2 separate regions of the Homo sapiens genome follow, and region 1 is linked to region 2. A link is a loop called in an ENCODE intact Hi-C map of the cell type or tissue named here. Cell type or tissue: heart right ventricle. All regions are shown on one strand. Links, peaks and the distances in the headings refer to the core of each region. The heading gives the core; the rest is flanking DNA. Region 1 overlaps OGDH (oxoglutarate dehydrogenase). Region 2 has its middle 10 kb from the start of OGDH.

What was found. Peaks named below come from ENCODE experiments on the same cell type or tissue, not always from the same donor. Only the 100,000 strongest peaks of a DNase experiment are listed, where the experiment ranks them.
Region 1: a loop joins it to region 2, with 2.3 times the contacts of the local background. A loop is called at or near these places in 10 of 110 quality-filtered maps.

Annotation. Positions count from the first base shown.
Region 1 is chr7:44,686,598-44,695,323 of GRCh38, reverse strand. It overlaps OGDH (oxoglutarate dehydrogenase), which reads right to left. Exons shown (of 23, transcript NM_002541.4): 11 at 1,320-1,499; 12 at 748-900. Among named protein-coding and RNA genes, the nearest start is that of ZMIZ2, 58 kb to the left of the region's middle. In heart right ventricle, for the core only: no CTCF peak of the experiment used is centred there; a DNase peak (open chromatin) is centred at 1,283; H3K27ac peaks cover 2,162 bases.
Region 2 is chr7:44,591,943-44,601,362 of GRCh38, reverse strand. No RefSeq gene overlaps it. Among named protein-coding and RNA genes, the nearest start is that of OGDH, 10 kb to the left of the region's middle. In heart right ventricle, for the core only: a CTCF peak has its summit at 5,277; no DNase peak of the experiment used is centred there; H3K27ac peaks cover 1,398 bases.

The DNA.
Region 1 (8,726 bases), core at 24-2,523, 98 kb before region 2:
AGGAGTTCAAGACCAGCCTGGCCAACACGGGGAAACCCTGTTTCTACTAAAAATACAAAAATTAGCTAGGCGTGGTGGCTCGCACCTGTAATCCCAGGTACTTGGGACGCTGAGACATGAAAACTGCTTGAAGTAAGGAGGTGGAGGTTGCAGTGAGCTAAGATCATGCCACGGCACTCCAGCCTGGGTGACAGAGCTAGACTCCGTCTCAAAAAACAAAACAAAACAAAAAAAAAACTGGTTCACAAAGCTCTGTCTCCAGCATAGGCTACAGGCTATCAGGTTGTTCTGATCTGGGATCTGTCCTGTTCCCATGCTCAGATATAGCTCCTCACACCCACCCTCTCCCTCTCTAGGGCAGCTGCTTGGCCTTCCCACTCACAACCAACCAGCACTTACTATCCAGATTACAACAGGCCCCTTACCAAGCTGGATCCACCACCCACCTCTCAACCATGCACAATTTGTGAAATCTGAGAAAACCTACTGGGCTGCTACTACCTCAACCTGAAAACATCCCCTTCCCTTCCCCAAAACACTGTTTAAGGCCCACTTCCTTTATAAAGCATCTCAGTGGCCCAGATTCTCCAAAAAGTTATGCATTGAAATGCTGTAGTTGTAAATATTTCACATCCTCTCACGTGTATCCTCATAACTGGCAAAAGTGAGAACTGGCCCTGTGGCCCACCTTTTCTAGTCATCGCCAGCCCTGGAAAGGCGCACTGGGATAGAGCCGCAGGGACGTACCTCATACTCAGGCTGGTTGACCACACCCTGCGACACCAGCAGCTCAGCGTACTTCTGTAACACAGGCTTCTGCTTGCGGATCTGCTTGTACATGAGCGGCTGCGTGAACATGGGCTCATCCATCTCGTTGTGGCCGTTGCGCCGGTAACACACCTGCTCAGAGCAGTGAGAGGATGTCAGAGACAAGGGCTGGCCCCTTGGGAAGAAGTGCTGTTCAGGCACCTGCCCCATCTCTCCTAGGTGATGGCCACGTTCTTCATTCCTCATGCCTGCCCTGGAGTTTACCTTCTCTAGAATTAGGATTCTGTGTATCTCTCCTTCACACAGTAGAGCTGCTCTGTCAATGAGGAGTGGCCCTCCTCACCACCACAGCTCCTGCCTGGGAAGCATTCCTTGGTGCTTACAGGCCTGAACTATTTGGAGCTCAAAGGAACCAGCATGAGGCCTGGCAGTAGAGAGCCCTGAGGTGACTCATCTAGACAAGCTCCTCTCCTTGGGACACAGGGGTGCCGAGGGCAAGAGGGGTGGGTCAGATGCTCTGCCCAGGACGTGCTGTCCCCAGAGTCACTCACCAAATCGACAACCACGTCCTTGTGGAAGGTGCTCCTCCACTCGGCCGCCACTTTGCACACGTACATGACAGCCTCGGGGTCATCTGAGTTCACGTGGAAAATGGGGGCATTCACCACTCGGGCCACGTCAGTGGGGTAGGGGGAGGAGCGGGCCATCCGAGGGTCGGTGGTGAAGCCGATCTGCAAGGAACATGTAGCCTAGCAAGAGGGCACCTGGCACAGCCGGCACAGGGACCAGAGGGCGGGGCTGAGGCCGGGCATGGCATGCACTTGCCATCTGGCTACTCTGAGTACGTACCCCAAAATGGCTGTTTACACTTTTTCTTTTCCTTTGTTTTTTCCTATTCTGATAACAAAATCCATATATATTTAACATAGAGAATTTAAAAGACATAGTATGAAAAGTTAAATTAAGTTACCTATAATTCCACAGGCTATGGGGTAAATATTCTGATGTTTTCCTTTCCAGATTATTTTCTTTGTATGCATATATATGTAAATAAATACTTAAATTTGGGATCTTATTATTTCTATTATTTTGATTAATTCTTTTTATTTTTTGTAGAGATAGGGTCTCACCATGTTGCCCAGGCTGGCCTCAAACTCCTGGGCCTAAGTAATCCTCCTGTCTCGGCTTCCCGAAGTGTTATTATAGGAGTGAGGCACTGTGCCCAGCCTAAGAATTTTTTTTTTTTTTTGAGACGAAGTCTCACTCTGTTGCCCAAGCAGAGTGCAATGGCGTGATCTCAGCTCACTGCAACTTCCACCTCCCGGGTTCAAGCGATTATCCTGCCTTAGCCTCCCCAGTAGCTGGGAATACAGGCACGCACCACCATGCCTGGCTAATTTTTGTTATTTTTAGTAGAGACGGGGTTTCACTATGTTAGCCAGGCTGATTTTGAACTCCTGACCTTGTGATCCACCTGCCTCAGCCTCCCAAAGTGCTGGGATTACAGGAGTGAGCCACCACGCCCAGCAAGAATTTTTTTTTTTTTTTTAAAGAGAGAGTCATGGTCTGTCAACCAGACTGGAGTGCAGTGGTGCAATCGTAGCTCACCTCTCATGCCAGCCTTCTGTGTAGCTGGTGTTATAGGTGTGCACCACCAGGCCCAGCTAATTTTTAAATTTTTTTTGTAGAGATGGGGTCTTGCCATGTTGCCCGGGCTGGTCTTGAACTTTGGGGCTCAAGTGATCCTTCTGCCTCGGCCTCCCAAAATGCTGGGATTACAGGTGTGAGCCACAGTACCCAGCCAGAAAAGAAAATTTAAAGGCTTCATAACATTCCCTACCAGTTAGATGTACCAAAATTTAATGATATATTCATAATTTTATGGTTTGCATTTAAATTTTTATCTTATGATATATTTCAAACACAAAGCATGATAATACCACACTGCTCATCCTTAACGCCTTCACCTAACATGAACAAATCCCAACGGTTTCGCCATATTTGTTAGTGGACCAAAATGTTTCTGTCACAGAGGCTCAAGCCCGCAGGCCTCCTTACCCTTAAATCAGAGGAGGACACTGCCACAAGTTGCTATTTGTACTTCATATGTCCGTAAACAGTATATAGTATCTTCTGAGGCTTGTTGGTAACTTTGCAGTTTGCCTTTTAACATTTGCTTTTATGATACACCCAGGTTGAAACATGTAGCTATACTTCCTTTAGTCTCTACTTTCCAGTGAAACTTAACCAGACACAGTATACCCCACAGAGTATTTATCCATTCTCCTGTTGGTGGACATTTCTTTTGTTTCCAATTTGTGGTAAACACAATGTTGCTGTACACATCCTTATACAAATTTTCTCCCTCAAACGCTGAGTTTTTTTGCAATCTAATCCTAGAAAGGGAAAACTGAGCCACAGGCATGAGCATTTAAAATTTTTCTAAATGCTCTCCTGAGTAGCTGTTCTACTTACACTCCTACTAGCAGCATATTAATATCCTGCAATTTCCATTTACCATACTGTGACCATTTCCCCAGGATATCAAACTTTTTTTTTTTTTTTTTTTTTTTTAAGACAGAGTCTCATTGTGACTCCCAGGCTGGAGTGCAGTGGTGCACCTCTGCTTACTGCAAGCTCCACCTCCCGGGTTCACACCATTCTCCTGCCTCAGCCTCCTGCGTAGCTGGGACTACAGGTGCCTGCCACCATGCCTGGCTAATTTTTTGTATTTTTTTTTTTTAGTAGAGATGGGGTTTCATGGTGTTAGCCAGGATGGTCTCAATCTCCTGACCTTGTGATCCCCCGCCTCGGCCTCCCAAAGTGCTGGGATTACAGGCGTGAGCCACTGTGCCCGGCCATTCCCTAGGATATTAATCTTTTTTAGTGGTTGTTTAATATCCCTTCCTATGGCTTTGCCAAATTTTATGCAAAGACGCTTCTGCTGTTGGACATAGGTTTGTTTCCTAACTTTGTGGTAGCGCAAATATGGTTTTGACAAAAACCTTTTTTTTTTTTTTTTTTGAGAGAAGGTCTCACTCTGTTGCCCAGGCTGGAACGTAGTGGTGTGATCACGGCTCACTGCAGCCTTGACCTCCCGGGCTCAAGCAATCCTCCTGCCTCAGCCTCCTCAGTAGCTGGGACTACAGATGTGTACCACCACGCCTGGCTAATTTTTGTTTTGTTTTGTTTTGTGTAGAGACAGGGTCTCACTTTGTTGCCCAGGCTGGTCTTGAACTCCTGAGCTCAAGCAATCCTCTTGCCTTGGCCTCCCAAAGTATTGGGAACAGGTTTGAGCCATTGCATCTGGCAGACAAAGAGTCTTATGAAAAAATATTTACCATCAGATGGCTTCCTTAGGTGAAATTTCTGGAAGGGAATTTCTAAGTATGTTCTAAAAGAAATAAGAGACTCAGCTAAGAAGTTACTTCCTCTCCTTCTACAGATCTTCCTGATGCCACACTACCTCATGAGCAATGAGTCAAAGCAGTAAAGAGATAAAGAAAATATTAGCAAAATCTAACTCTATATTTATGTTTAATGGCTTTTACATAATCTCCCTTCTCACACTGACTAAAGAAATGATCAGAAATAGTCAGACACTGATGAGATTAAAAAAAAAATGGTGTATCAGAGCCTGACACATAAGAGAGCCCTGAACAATCTCAGCTGGTATTGAAGCCAGCATTGCCCATCTTGGGCTTCAGCATGTAAAGAAGGGCCTGCAGCAGGAAGTCAGTGATCATAACATGCCTTACTGCTAGAACCTCACAGAAAGAAACCCATTTTGCAAGGTTGAGGTCTCAGCTGCCCTCTCCAATGTTCACCACTGTTATGAGCTTCTGTGCCTTCATGCACATATGGATGGCAGCACACATGACGGAGGTGCACTCTACCAGCAGGATTATCTACTTGGGTGGATGTGCACACACGTGTGATGGAGATGCACTCTACCGGCAGGGTTATCTATACTAGTGGCTGTGCATACACACATATGACAGAGGTATACTCCAAATATACGCTGTACTTTTTTCCACTATGGGTGTATTAATAATACCTCTTAGTATATTATTTGAGGCAGCTATACTTACCACTATACCACCAATGTACTCTCTTAGTATACTTTTGGGAGTTAGTGTTTTAGTAGGAAAATCTCGCTAAGAGGAAAAGCTGGTCTGGGAGACAAAGGAACCTTTAGGGCCAAATGGTTTCTCCTCTCACCTCTAGCCCTTCTCACCCCTCCCATTTACTTCAACCCTGACAACTCGTTCACTAGCTGTGCCAATACTTCCAATGAGGAGGAATCCAAAACTTCTGGAGGAGCTGGTTCCCCTGTTGGAACAGGTCTCACTGTTAGGAGTTCTTCCTTTCATTCAACTAATATCTGCTTCTTGGGTAATTGTAGCCACCCACTGGAGCTAACTCTGTCCATTAGATGCTTTGCTACTCAATCATTTATATTTGAAAATAGTATCCAAGTGCAAAAGAATGAAGCGGGACTCCTTTGCACCATGCACAAAAATTAACTCAAAACAGATCATAGATGTAAGGGCTAAAACTATAAGACTCAGAAGAAAGCATAGGAGGTAAAACTTTGTGACCTCGGATTAGGCAAAGCCTTCTTGGATATGACACCAAAAATCACAAGCAACAAAAGAAAAAACAGATAAATTATGCTTGATAAAAAATAAAACTTTTGTGCTTCCAAGGACACCAAAATTGTCCCATATTTGCAAATCATCGGATACATGGCTCATATCCAGAATATATAAAGAACTCTTACAACTCAACAATAAAAAGACAATCCAGTCAAAAAATAGGCAGAGGATCTGAATAGAAATTTCCCCAAAGATATACAAATAGCCAATAAGCAAATGAAAAGACACACACATCATTAGTCATTAGGGAAATGCAAATTAAAACCAAAATGAGATATCACCTCACACCTTCTAGGATGGCTAGAATAAAACAGACAATAACAAGAGTTGGTGAGGACATGAAAAAACTGGAATCCTAGCTGGGGGTGCGGTGGCTCATGTGTGTAATCCCAACATTCTGGGAGGCTGAGGCAGGTGGATAACTTGAGGTCAAGAGTTCAAGACCAGCCTGGGCAACATGGCAAAACCCTGTTGCTACCAAAAAAAAAAAAAAAAAAAAAAAAAAGAAAAAAAAATTAGCTGGGAGTGGTGGTGCGTGCCTGTAATCCCAGCTACTTGGGAAACTGAGGCAGAAGAATCGCTAGAACCTGGGAGGCAGAAGTTGCAGTGAGCTAAGACTGTACCACTGCACTCCAGCGTGGGTGACGGGGTAAGACCCTGTCTCAAAAAAAAAAAAAAAAAAAAAAAAAGGAACCCTGATATATTTCCAGTGGGAATGTAAAAATGGCACAGCCACTTTGAAACAGTCTGAGATTTCCACAAAAAGTTGAACACAGAGATACCACATGATCTAGCAATTCTACTCCTACGTATATACCCGAAAAGGAATTCAAACATATGTAGACACAGGCTGGGCACAGTGGCTCATGCCTGTAATAAGAGCACCTTGGGAGGCTGAGGCAGGTAGATCACCTGAGGCCAGGAGTTCGAGACCAGCCTGGCCAACAAGGCGAAACCCCATCTCTACTAAAAATACAAAAATTAGCCGGGCATGGTGGTGCACACCTACAGTCCCAGCTACTCGGGAGGTTCAGGCACTAGAATCGTTTGAACCCGGGAAGTGGAGGTTGCAGTGAGCTGAGATTATGCCACTTGCACTCCAGCCTGGGCCACAGAGAGGAGAGTAGGTGGCACAAAAAACAAACAACAACAAAAAATGTATATATAAGGCCTGGCGCTGTGGCTCACGCTTGTAATCCCAGCACTCTAGGAGGCCGAGGCTGGCGGATCATGAGGTCAGGAGATCGAGACCATCCTGGTTAACAGGGTGAAACCCCATCTCTACTAAAAATACAAAAAATTAGCTGGGCATGGTGGTGGGTGCCTGTAGTCCCAGCTACTTGGGAGGCTGAGGCAGGAGAATGGCGTGAACCTGGGAGGCAGAGCTTGCAATGAGCCGAGATCACACCACTGCACTCCAGCTTGGGCGACAGAGCGAGACTCCGTCTCAAAAAAAAAAAAAAAAAGTATATATAAACACTTGTACATAAATGTTCACAGCAGCATTATTTTATTTCTTTATTTTTTGAGACAGAGTCTTGCTCTGTCACCCAGGCTGTGGTGCAATGGCGTGATCTCGGCTCACCGCAATCTCCGCCTCCCAGGTTCAAGCGATTCTCCTGCTGCAGCTTCGAGAGTAGCTGGGATTACAGGCACGAGCCACCACGCCTGGCTAATTTTTGTATTTTTAGTAGAGACGGGGTTTCATCATGTTGGCCAGGCTGGTCTTGAACTCCTGACCTCAGATGATCCACCTGCCTCGGCCTCCCAAAGTGCTGGGATTACAGGTGTGAGCCACCATGCCCAGCCCACAGCAGCATTATTTATAATAGCCCAAAAGTAGAAACAATCTAAACGTTCGCCAACTGATATAGGGCACATATTGTATGATTCAATTAATATGAACTTTACAGAATAAATACATCTATAGAGACAGAAAGTAGATTAGTGGTTGCTTAGGGCTTGGGAGGATGGAGGGGTAGGAGTAAGATAACTAAGGGATGCAAGGTTTTTCCTTGAGGTGATGAACACTCTGAAATCAACTGTGATAGTTGCACGTATTTATAAATATACTAAAAACCACTTAATTGCAGACTTGTGAAAGGGGTAAATTACATGATAAGTGAACTACATTTAATAAAGCTATTAAAAAATACAATTTAAAAAAGTTGAGCAGGCGGGTGTGGTGACTCACGCCTGTAATCCCAAGCACTTTGGGAGGCTGAGGAGGGTGGATCACTTGAACTCAGGAGTTCAAGACCAGTCAACATGGTCAACACAGTGAAACCCTGTCTCTACAAAAAAAACCATAAAAATTAGCCAGGTGTGGTGGTGCATGGCCATAGTCCCAGCTACTGAGGAGGCTGAAGTGGGAGGATTGCTTGAGCCTCGGAGGTGGAGGCTGCAGTGAGTCTAGATTGTGCCCCTGCACCCCAGCCTGGGCAACAGAGTTAAGAACCTGTCTAAAAATTTAAAAAACAAAAAAAATTTCTTTTTTTTTGGCTGGCCATGGTGGCTCATGCCTGTAATCCCAGCACTTTGGGAGGCCAAGGCAGGCGGATCACTTGAGCTCAGGAGTTCAAGACCAATCTGGCCAACATGGTGAAACTCTGTCTGTACTAAAAATACAAAAATCAGCCAGGGGTGGTGGCAAGCGCCTGTAGTCCCGGCTACTCAGGAGACTGAAGCAGGAGAATCGCTTGAACCTCGGAGGTGGAGGTTGCAGTGAGCCAAGATCACTCCACTGCACTCTAGCCTGGGTGACAGAGCCAGACTCCATCTCAGAAAAAAAAAAAAAAAAAAAAAATTAAAAAAAATTTTTTTAAAAACATGAGCATATCCCAAACAGAAATCCCAAAGAAATTCATGCCAAGATACATCAAACTTCTGAAAACTAGACAAAGAAAAATATGGCCGGGTGTGGTGGCTCATGCCTGTAATCCCAGCACTTTGGGAGGCTGAGGCGGGTGGATCACCTGAGGTCAGGAGTTTGAGACTAGCCTGACCAACATAGTGAAATCTGTCTTTACTGAAAATACAAAAATTAGCTGGGTGTGGTGGCAGGCGCCTGTAGTCACAGCTACTCAGGAGGCTGAAGCAGGAGAATCCTTGAACCCAGGAGGTGGAGGCTACAGTGAGCCGAGATCATGCCATTGCACTCCGGCCTGGGCGACAGAGCAAGACTCCGTCTCAAAAAAAAAAAAAAAAAGAAAAAAAGAAAATAAAAACCTTCCCACAAAGAAAACTGTAAGCCCAGAAGTCTTTCAGTGGTGGATTCTACCAATCATTTAGGAAGGGAAT
Region 2 (9,420 bases), core at 3,900-6,399:
TCTCCTTCATCTTCCTCATCTGGATGGAATGCGCCTGGCACTCTGTCACCAGGTGGTGATGTCCACCAGGTCAGGGCCCATGTTCCCAGTGCAGGTTTTGGGTGCCACTTGGAGGATAGTGCAGCCAGATGCCCAAACTCTTCACCTGAAGAGGGCGGGTTCTCCAACACCTGCCCACTGGAGACAGTTTCCACTGAAGGCTTCTTCAGCTGAGATACAAAGTGCCAGAGGCTCAAAGATTCGCATGGGGTAGAGGGTTGGTGTGCAGCTTTTGGGGGTGGTCAGGCAACACCCCCACCACCTTGTGTTCTTGATGTGTGCCCCAGGCCTTCCTGGCTTCTCTTAGTGCTAGCCACCACTCACAAAAGGTTGAAAGTTTTTAATTTTGATGTTGCTTATGTCATATCTAAGAATCCATTGCCAAATCTAAGGTTATGAAGATTTACCCTTATGTTTCTTCTATGAGGTAATGATTTTAGCTCATATTTAGATTGTTTACCCATTTTGAGTTAATTTTTATAAGTGACTGTGCAGTAGGGATCTAACTTCATTTTTTTTTTTTCTAAGACAGGGTCTCTCCCTGTCACCCAGGCTGGAGTACAGTGGCATGATCATAACTCACTGCAGCCTTGAACTGGGCTCAGGTGATCCTCCTACCTCAGCCTCCCAAGTAGCTAGTAATACAGATGCATGCCACCACACCTGGCTATTTTATTTTATTCTATATTTTATTATTTTATTTTAAGTTTATTTTGAGACAAGAGTCTCATTATGTTGCCCAGGCTGGTCTCAAACTTCTGGGCTCAAGCAGTCCTCCCGCCTTAGCCTCCCAAAGCACTGGAATTACAGGTGTGAACCACTGCACCCAGACCAACTTCATTCTTTTACACGTAGAACTCCAATTGTTCCAGCACCATTTGTTTAAAAGACTATTCTTTTTCCATTGAATGGACTTGCACCCTTTTTGAAAATCAGTTGACCATAGATGTTGGGTTTACTTCTGTATCATTCCACTTTTAGTATATGTGCTGCTGAAGCAAGCACTGGGTTTATTTCTGGACTCTCACTTCGATTCCATTGGTCTGTATGTCTGTCCTTATGCCAGTACCACACTGTTTGTTTTTAGGAAAACCTGTTCATTTTAAGTACCACACTGTTTTGATTACTGTACCTTTGTAGTAAGTTTTGAAATTGGGAAATGTCAGTTCTTCAGCTTGGTTCTTTTCCAAGATTGTTTCGTCTACTCAAGGCCCCTTACAGTTTCATATGATTTTAATAATTTGCTTTTCCATTTCTGCAAAAAAGGCTGTTGGGTTTTTTGTTTGTTTTTAGAGACTAGGTTTCTCTCTGTCACCCAGGCTGGAGTACAGTAGCATGATCATAGGATCATAGCTCATTGCAGCCTTGAACTCCTGGGCTCAAGTGATCCTCCTGCCTCAGCCTCCTGAGTAGCTGGGACTACAGATATGTACCACCACACCCAGCTACTTTTAAATTTTTATATAGAGACAGGGTTTCAGTATGTTGCTTAGGCTGGTTTCAACCTCCTGTTAAGCAATACTGTTGCCTCAGCATTCTAGTGATGGGATTACAGGCGCGAGCTACCATGCCTGGCCAGCTGTTGAGACCTTGATAGGTAGGCATTGTATTGAATCTGTAGATCACTGGGTAGTACTGACATCTTAACAATACTAAATCTTCCAGTCCATGAATACAGGATCTTTCCATTTATTTAGATTGTCTTTAATTTCTTTCAGCAATGTTTTATAGTTATCAATGTATATGTCTTTCACCTCCTTGGTTAAATTGATTCCTAGATACTTTATATTTTCCAATGCATATGTAAGTGGAATTGTTGTCTTAATTTCCTTTTCTTTTTTTTTTTGAGACAGTGTCTTGTTCTGAGGCCCAGGCTGGAGTGCAATGGCCTGATGCAATCTCAGCTCACTGCAACCTCTGCATTCCGGGGTCAGGTGATCCTCCCACCTCAACCTCCTGAGTAGCTGGGATTATAGGTGCACACCACCACGACCAGCTATATTTTCTATTTTTAGTAGAGATGGGGTTTCTCCATGTTGCCCAAACTGTTCTTGAACTTCTGGGTTCAACCAATCCGTCTGCCTTGGCCTCCCAAAGTGCTGGGATTACAGGTGTGAGCCACCATGCCTGGCCTTAATTTCCTTTTCTGATTGTTCATTACTGATGTATAGATTTTTGGGTGTTGATATTGTGTCCTGTGACTTTGCTGATATTGTTAATTAGCTCTCGTAACCTTCTTGTGGATTCTTTGAGATTTTCTATATGTAAGATTTAGTCATCTGTCAATAGAAATAGTTTTCCTTCTTCCTTTCCTGTTAGGATGCCTTTGGTTTCTGTTTCTCATCTAATTGCCCTGGCCAGAGCAGCCAGTACAATTTGAATAGCAGTGGTGAAAGTGGGAGTCCTTGTCTTGTTCCTAATTGGTGGAACAATCAGGGGAAAGCTTTCAGTCTTTTACTGTTGAGTGTGATGTTTGCTCTGGGATTTTCATAGATGCCCTTTAACATGTTAAGGAAGTTTCCTCCTATTCCTAGTTTTCTGAATGTTTTCTTTTTGTCATGAAAGGGCATTGGATTTTGTCAAATGCTTTTTCTTTATCACTTGAGATAATCGTGTTTTTTCTCCCTTCTATTACTATGATATATCACATTAATTGATTTTCTTTACAAAAATTTTTAAACATTTTATGTTTCTTTTTTTGAGATGGAGTCTCGCTCTGTCACCCAGGCTGGAATGCAGTGGCACAATCTCAGCTCACTGCAACCTCCACTTCCCAGGTTCAAGCAATTCTCCTGCCTCAGCTTCCTGAGTAGCTGGGATTACAGGCACCTGCCACCACAGCTGGTTAATTTTTTTTGTACTTGTAGTAGAGACAGGGTTTCACCATGTTGGCCAGGCTGGTCTGGAACTCCTGACCTCAGGTGATCCACCTGTCTCGGGTTCCCAAAGTGCTGAGATTACAGGCGTGAGTCACCACGCCCAGCCTTAATTTATTTTAAGTTCCAGGATACATGTGCGGGACATGCAGGTTAGTTATATAGGTAAATGTGTGCCATGGTGGTTTGCTGCACCTATCAACCCATCACCTAGTTATTAAGCCCCATATGCATTGGCTATTTATCCTAATGCTGTGCCCTTCCTGGATTTTTTTTTTTTTTTTGAGATGGAGTTTTGTTCTTGTCTCCCAGGCTGGAGTGCAATGGCATGGTCTTGGCTCACTGCAACCTCCGCGTCCCGGGTTCAAGCGATTCTTCTGCCTCAGCCTCCTGAGTTGCTGGGATTACAGGTGCCCACCACTACACCTGGCTAATTTTTGCATTTTTAGGAGAGGGGTTTCACCATGTTGGCCAGGCTGGTCTGGGACTCCTGACCTCAGGTGATCCACTCACCTCAGCCTCCCAAAGTGCTGGGATTACAGGCATAAGCCACCGTGCCCGGCCTCTTTTTTTTTAATTAAAAAAAAAATTTTAGGCTGGGCACGGTGGCTGATGCCTATAATTCTAACACTCTGGGTGACTGAGGTAGGTGGATCTCTTGAGCTCAGGAGTTTGAGATCAGCTTAGGCAACATGGTGAAACCCCATCTTTCCAAAAAAATACAAAAATTAGCCAGGCCTGGTAGCACGACCTGTAGTCCCAGCTGTTTGGGGTGCTGAAATGGGAGGATCACCAGAGCCTGGGGGTCGAGGCTGCAGTGAGCCGTGATCATGCCACTACACTCCATCCTGGAGGATGACACAGTGAGACACTGTCTCAAATTTTTTTTTTTTTTTTTTTTTTAGTAAACACAATATCTTGCTGTGTTGTCCAGGCTGGTTTTGAACTCCTGACTTGAAGTGATCCCCCCACTCCCTGCCTTGGCCTCCCAAAGTGCTGGAATCACAGGCATGCACCACCGCACCTGGCCAGCATGAATTGATTTTTTTTTTCTTTCTGAGACGGAGTCTTGCTCTGTTGCCCAGGCTGGAGTGCAATGGCATGATCTCGGCTCACTGCAACCTCTTCCTCCTAGGTTCAAGCGTTTTTCCTGCCTCAACCTCCGTAGCTGGGATTACAGGCGCGTGCCACCACGTCCAGCTAATTTTTGTATTTCTATTAGAGACAGGGTTTCACCATGTTGGTCAGGTTGGCCTCAAACTCCTGACCTCAGGTGATCCCCCTGCCTCCCCCTCCCCTCTCCCCCCTCCTCCCTTCCCTCACTCTCCTCTCCTTTTCCCTCCCACTCCCCCCTCCCCCTTTCCTCCCTTCCCTCCCTCTCCTCCCCTCCCTTCCCCTCCCCCCTCCTTTCCCCTCCTGTCTTCTCTCCCCTCCCGTCTGCTCCCCTTCCCCCTTCCCTTCCCCTTCCCTCCCTCCCCTCCCTTTCCCTCCCTCCCCTCCCTTTCCCTCCCTCCCCTCTTTTCTTTCTCTCTCTCTCTTTCTCACCTCCCTCCCTCCCTTCTCTCTCTCTCTCTCTTTATTTTTGGACAGGGGTCTCACTGTGTCCTCCAGACTGGAGTGAAGTGGCATGATCATGGCTCACTGCAGCCTCCACCTCCCAGGCTCAGGTGATTCTCCCATCTCAGTCTCCTGAGTAGCTGAGACTACAGGCACACCCCACCACACCCGGCTAATTTTTAAAATATTTTTTGTAGAGATGGGGTCTCGCCATGTTGCCCAGGCTGGCCTCAAACTCCTGAGCTCAAGTGATCTGCCCGCCTTGGCCTCCCAAAATGTTGGGGTTACAGGCGTGAGCCACCATGCCTGGCCATGAATTGATTTTCTTACATTGAACCTGCAGGACAGTTCTCTGGGTGGCCTTGAACTGATCCAGTTCTCCCCCACTTTCTCACTTATAGTTTTCAAGAATAACTGTAGAATGGGCTGGTATTGCAACATCCTGAGATGGGGGGAATTGGCTGGAACAGCCTGGGCTCTATTCCAGTTTCTCCTTGAAACAGGATGTCTTTCAGTGCTTTAGCCCAGTGTTTCATGTGGTCCCTGGGATAGAAAACCCTTGGCCGACTACTTTCTGGGGTCTCTCAACTGTGGTGCAAGTGGGGCAGGTACAGATGAGACTTCACTGCCTCAAGCAGCCTTCCTGAGCCTTGGGGTACTGGCTCAATCTGAATCCTAGGCTGCTGTTGTCCCTTGCTGCCTATCTATAAATAGTAAACCTGTTTCATGTGACTTATTGTGTATGTGAGGCAGTGTTCTGCCTCGCTGGATTCAGGAAAGTAGTAAAAGTGCAGCCCAAGAGGCAGTAGGCTGAAGTGGTAACCAGTGCACAGAGGACCTGCTTCACAGAGCCACTTGTGCATTCATGGCTAAAATCCACTGGGTCATGGTGTATAATCCTCTTGTTTTTTTTCTTGAGACAGGGCCTCGCTTTTGTCACCCAGGCTGGAGTGCAGTGGCACAATCTCGGCTGACTGCAACCTCTGCTTCCCAGCTCAAGCGATCCTCCAGTCTCAGCTTCCCAAGTAGCTGAGACCACAGGCACAAGCCAGCATGCCTGGCTCATTTTTGTATTTTCTGTAGAGATGTGGTTTCGCCATGTTGCCCAGGCCGGTTTTGAACTCCTGAGCTCAAAGAGATCTGCCTATTTTGGCATCCCAAAGTTCTAGGAATGCAGGCATGAGCCACCATGCCCCCAGCTATATATAATCCTCTTAATATGCTGTTGGATTTGGTTTGCTACTATTTTGTTAAGGACTTTTACATCTAGAATCATAACAGATATTGGTTTGTTTTCTTGTGATGTCTTTAAATGGCTTTAGTATTAGGTTAATGCTGGCTTCATAGAATGAGTTAGGAAATGTTCCCGCTCTTCAATTTGTTGGAGGAGTTTAAGAAGGATTGGTGTTGGCTGGGCAAGGTGATTCATGCCTGTAATCCCAGCACTTTGGGAGGCCAAGGAGGGTGGATCACCTGAGATCACGAGTTGGAGACCAGCCTGTAAATATGGTGAAACCCCATCGCTACCAAAAATACAAAAATAGCCAGGTGTGGTGGCGGGCACCTGTAATCCCAGCTACTCGGGAGGCTGAGACAGGAGAATTGTTTGAACCTGGGAGGTGGAGGTTGCAGTGAGCTGAGATCGTGCCACTGCACTCCAGCCTGGGTGACAGAGCGAGACTTCGTCTCAAAAAAAAAAAAAAAAAAAAGGATTGGGGATTGGTGTTAATTATTCTTTAGGTGTTTGATAGAATTTACCAGGGAAACTATTCCTGGACTTTATTTTGTCACTTTAGGTAATTTGTGTGTTTCTAGAAATTTGTCCAGTTCATGTAAATTAATCAAACTTGTTGGTATGTAATTTTTTTTTTTTTGAGATGGAGTCTTTCTCTGTTGCCCAGGCTGCAGTGCAGTGGCATGACCTTGGCTCACTGCAACCTCTGCTTGCCGGGTTCAAGAGATTCTCCTGGCTCAGCCTCCCAAGTAGCTGGGATTACGGGTGCCTGCCACCACACCCAGCTAATTTTTTTATTTTTATTTATTTATTTATTTTGAGATGGAGTCTCACTCTGGCACCCAGGCTGGAGTGCAATGGCGCAATCTTGGCTCACTGCCACCTCTACTTCCCAGGTTCAAGCTATCTTCCTGCCTCACCCTCCCAAGTAGCTGGGATTACAGGTACGTTCCACCACACTCAGCTAATTTTTGTATTTTTATTTATTTATTTATTTTTATTTTTACTTTGGAGACAGAGTCTCGCTCTGTCACCCAGGCTGGAGTACAGTGGCACGATCTCCTCTCACTGCAACATCTGCCTCCCAGGTTCAAGCGATTCTCCTGCCTCAGCCTCCCAAGTACCTGGGATTACAGGCGCCCGCCACCACGCCTGACTAGTTTTTGTATTTTTAGTAGAGATGTGATTTCACCATGTTGGCCAGGCTGGTCTCCGACACCTGACCTCTGGTGATCTGCCCACCTTGGCCTCCCAAAGTGCTGGGATTATAGGCGTGAGCCACCACACCCCACGGTATGTAATTTTGTATAATATTCTCTTATCTTTTTTATTTCTATATGGTCGGTAATGCCTCCACTTTCATTTCTGATTTTAATTATTTGTGTCTTCTTTTTTCTGTGTTAGTGTAGGGAAAGGTTTGTTCATTTTGTTGATCTTTTCAAAGAACCAACTTTTGCTATCATTGACTCTATTGTTTTTCTATCCTCTATTTTATTTATCCCTACTTTAATCTTTATTGTGTCCTTCCTTTTGCTAGTTTGGGGTTTAGTTGGCTCTTTTTCAAGTTCATCAAGGTATAAATTTGGTTATTGATTTGATATCTTTCTTCATTTCCACTATCACAAATTTTACACATGATCTTCTTTAAATGTAGACATTTACAACTATATATTTCCCTTTGAACACTGCCTTTAACTACATCCCATAACTTTTGCTCAGTATGATTTTTCATTAAAGTATACATTCCATATTCATTCAACAAATATTTGTTTGTTTATTTGTTTGCTTTTAGAGACAGAGTTTCACTCTGTTGCCCAGGCTGGAGTGAAGTGGCACGATCTTGGCTCACTGCAACCTCCACCTCCTAGGTTCAAGCGATTCTTGCACCTCAGCCTCCCAAGTAGCTGGGATTACAGGCGCCCGCCACCATGCCCAGCTAATTTTTTGTATTTTTAGTAGAGATGGGGTTTCGCCACGTTGCCCAGGCTGGTCTCAAACTCCTGAGCTCAGGCAATCCACCGCTCCAGCCTCCCAAACTGCTAGGATTACAGGCATGAGCCACCACAACCAGCCTCATTCAACAAATATTTATACTGGTTTGCTTCTAGGTGCTGGGGATACAGAGGTGAACACAACAGACAGGCGGGATCTATGTTATTACAGAGGTGACATTTTCAGGATGTACAAACAAGGTAGTAATTGATGGTTTGAAATCCATAGATAAAATGGTACTGTGATAGAGAGTGGCAGTAGCACTTCTTTCCTTCTTTCTTTCTCTCTCTTTCTTCTCTCTCTCTCTTTCTTTCTTTCTTTTTTTGTTTTTTGACCAAGTTTCACTCAGAGTGGCAATAGCACTTCTTTCCTTCTTTCTTTCTCTCTTTCTTTCTTTTCTCTCTCTTTCTTTTTTTTTTGTTTTTTGTTTTTTGACGGAGTTTCGCTCTTGTCGCCCAGGCTGGAGTGCAGTGGCATGATCTCTGCTCACTGCAACCTGCACCTCCTGGGTTCAAGCAATTCTCCTGCCTCAGTCTCCTGAGTAGCTTGGATTACAGGCTCCTGCCACCACACCTGGCTAATTTTTTGAATTTTTAGTAGAGATGAGGTTTCGCCATGTTGGGCAGGCTGGTCTTGAACTCCTCACCTCAGGTGATCTGCCCACCTGGGCCTCCCAAAGTGCTGGGATTACAGGTGTGAGATACCGCGCCCAGCCTCTTTCTTAATTTTTGAGACAGGGTCTCATTCTGTCACCCAGTCTGGAGTACAGCGGTGTGATCTCGGCTAACTGCAGCCTCTGCCTCCCAGGCTCAAACCATCCTCCCATTTCAGCCTCCTGAGTAGCTGGGACCACAGGCATGTGCTACCATACACAGGTAAGTTTTGTATTTTTGGTAGAGACAGGGTTTCACCATGTTGCCCAGGCTGGTCTCAAACTCTTGAGCTCAGGTGATCCACCTTCCTCGGCCTCCCAAAGTGCTGGGATCACAGGCATGAGGCACTGCGCCTGGTCTCTAGCATTTAATTTTTAATTTTTATTTTATTAAATAAATAACACATTATTTTCTGTTTTTTACTCTCAAACTCCTTTTGACTTTGATTTTTAATTTTTTATTTATTTATTTTTTTAGAGACAGGGTCTCACTTTGTCATCCAGGTTGGAGTGCAGTGGCATGATCATAGCTCATTACAGCCTCAAACTCCTGGCTTCAAGCATTCTCCTGCCTCAGCCTCCCAAAGTGCTGGGGTTATAGGCATAGGTCACTATACCTCGCCTCAAATTCCTTTTTACCAAGTGACATATTCATATGGCTCAGAAATAAAAAGTATATTTAAAAGTTTTGTTTGTAAAGTCTCCTACCCCATGACCATCCACCTCATTCTTTGTTGGCTTGCCAGACCCCTTCCCTGCTGGGGTTAACTCTTGTTGGATCATGGGGCAGTCATTTATCCTGGGGTGAGAGCAGAGGTGGAGGGAATTCAGGGGTTTGGTAGTGGCCATTTACCGACCAGGACAAGAATATTTCTATATTTTAACCAGTATAACCCTACTGGTGTATATGAGCTAAATCTTAGGTTACCTATAACCACTTACATTAGTTTCTTAAATATTCTTCCAGTGTTTTTTCATGAAGGTACAAATACCAAAGAGAGTTTACTATGTATTCTCTTCCGCATCTGCTTTTCAAATTGATGGCCAGGTGCAGTGGCTCACACTTGTAA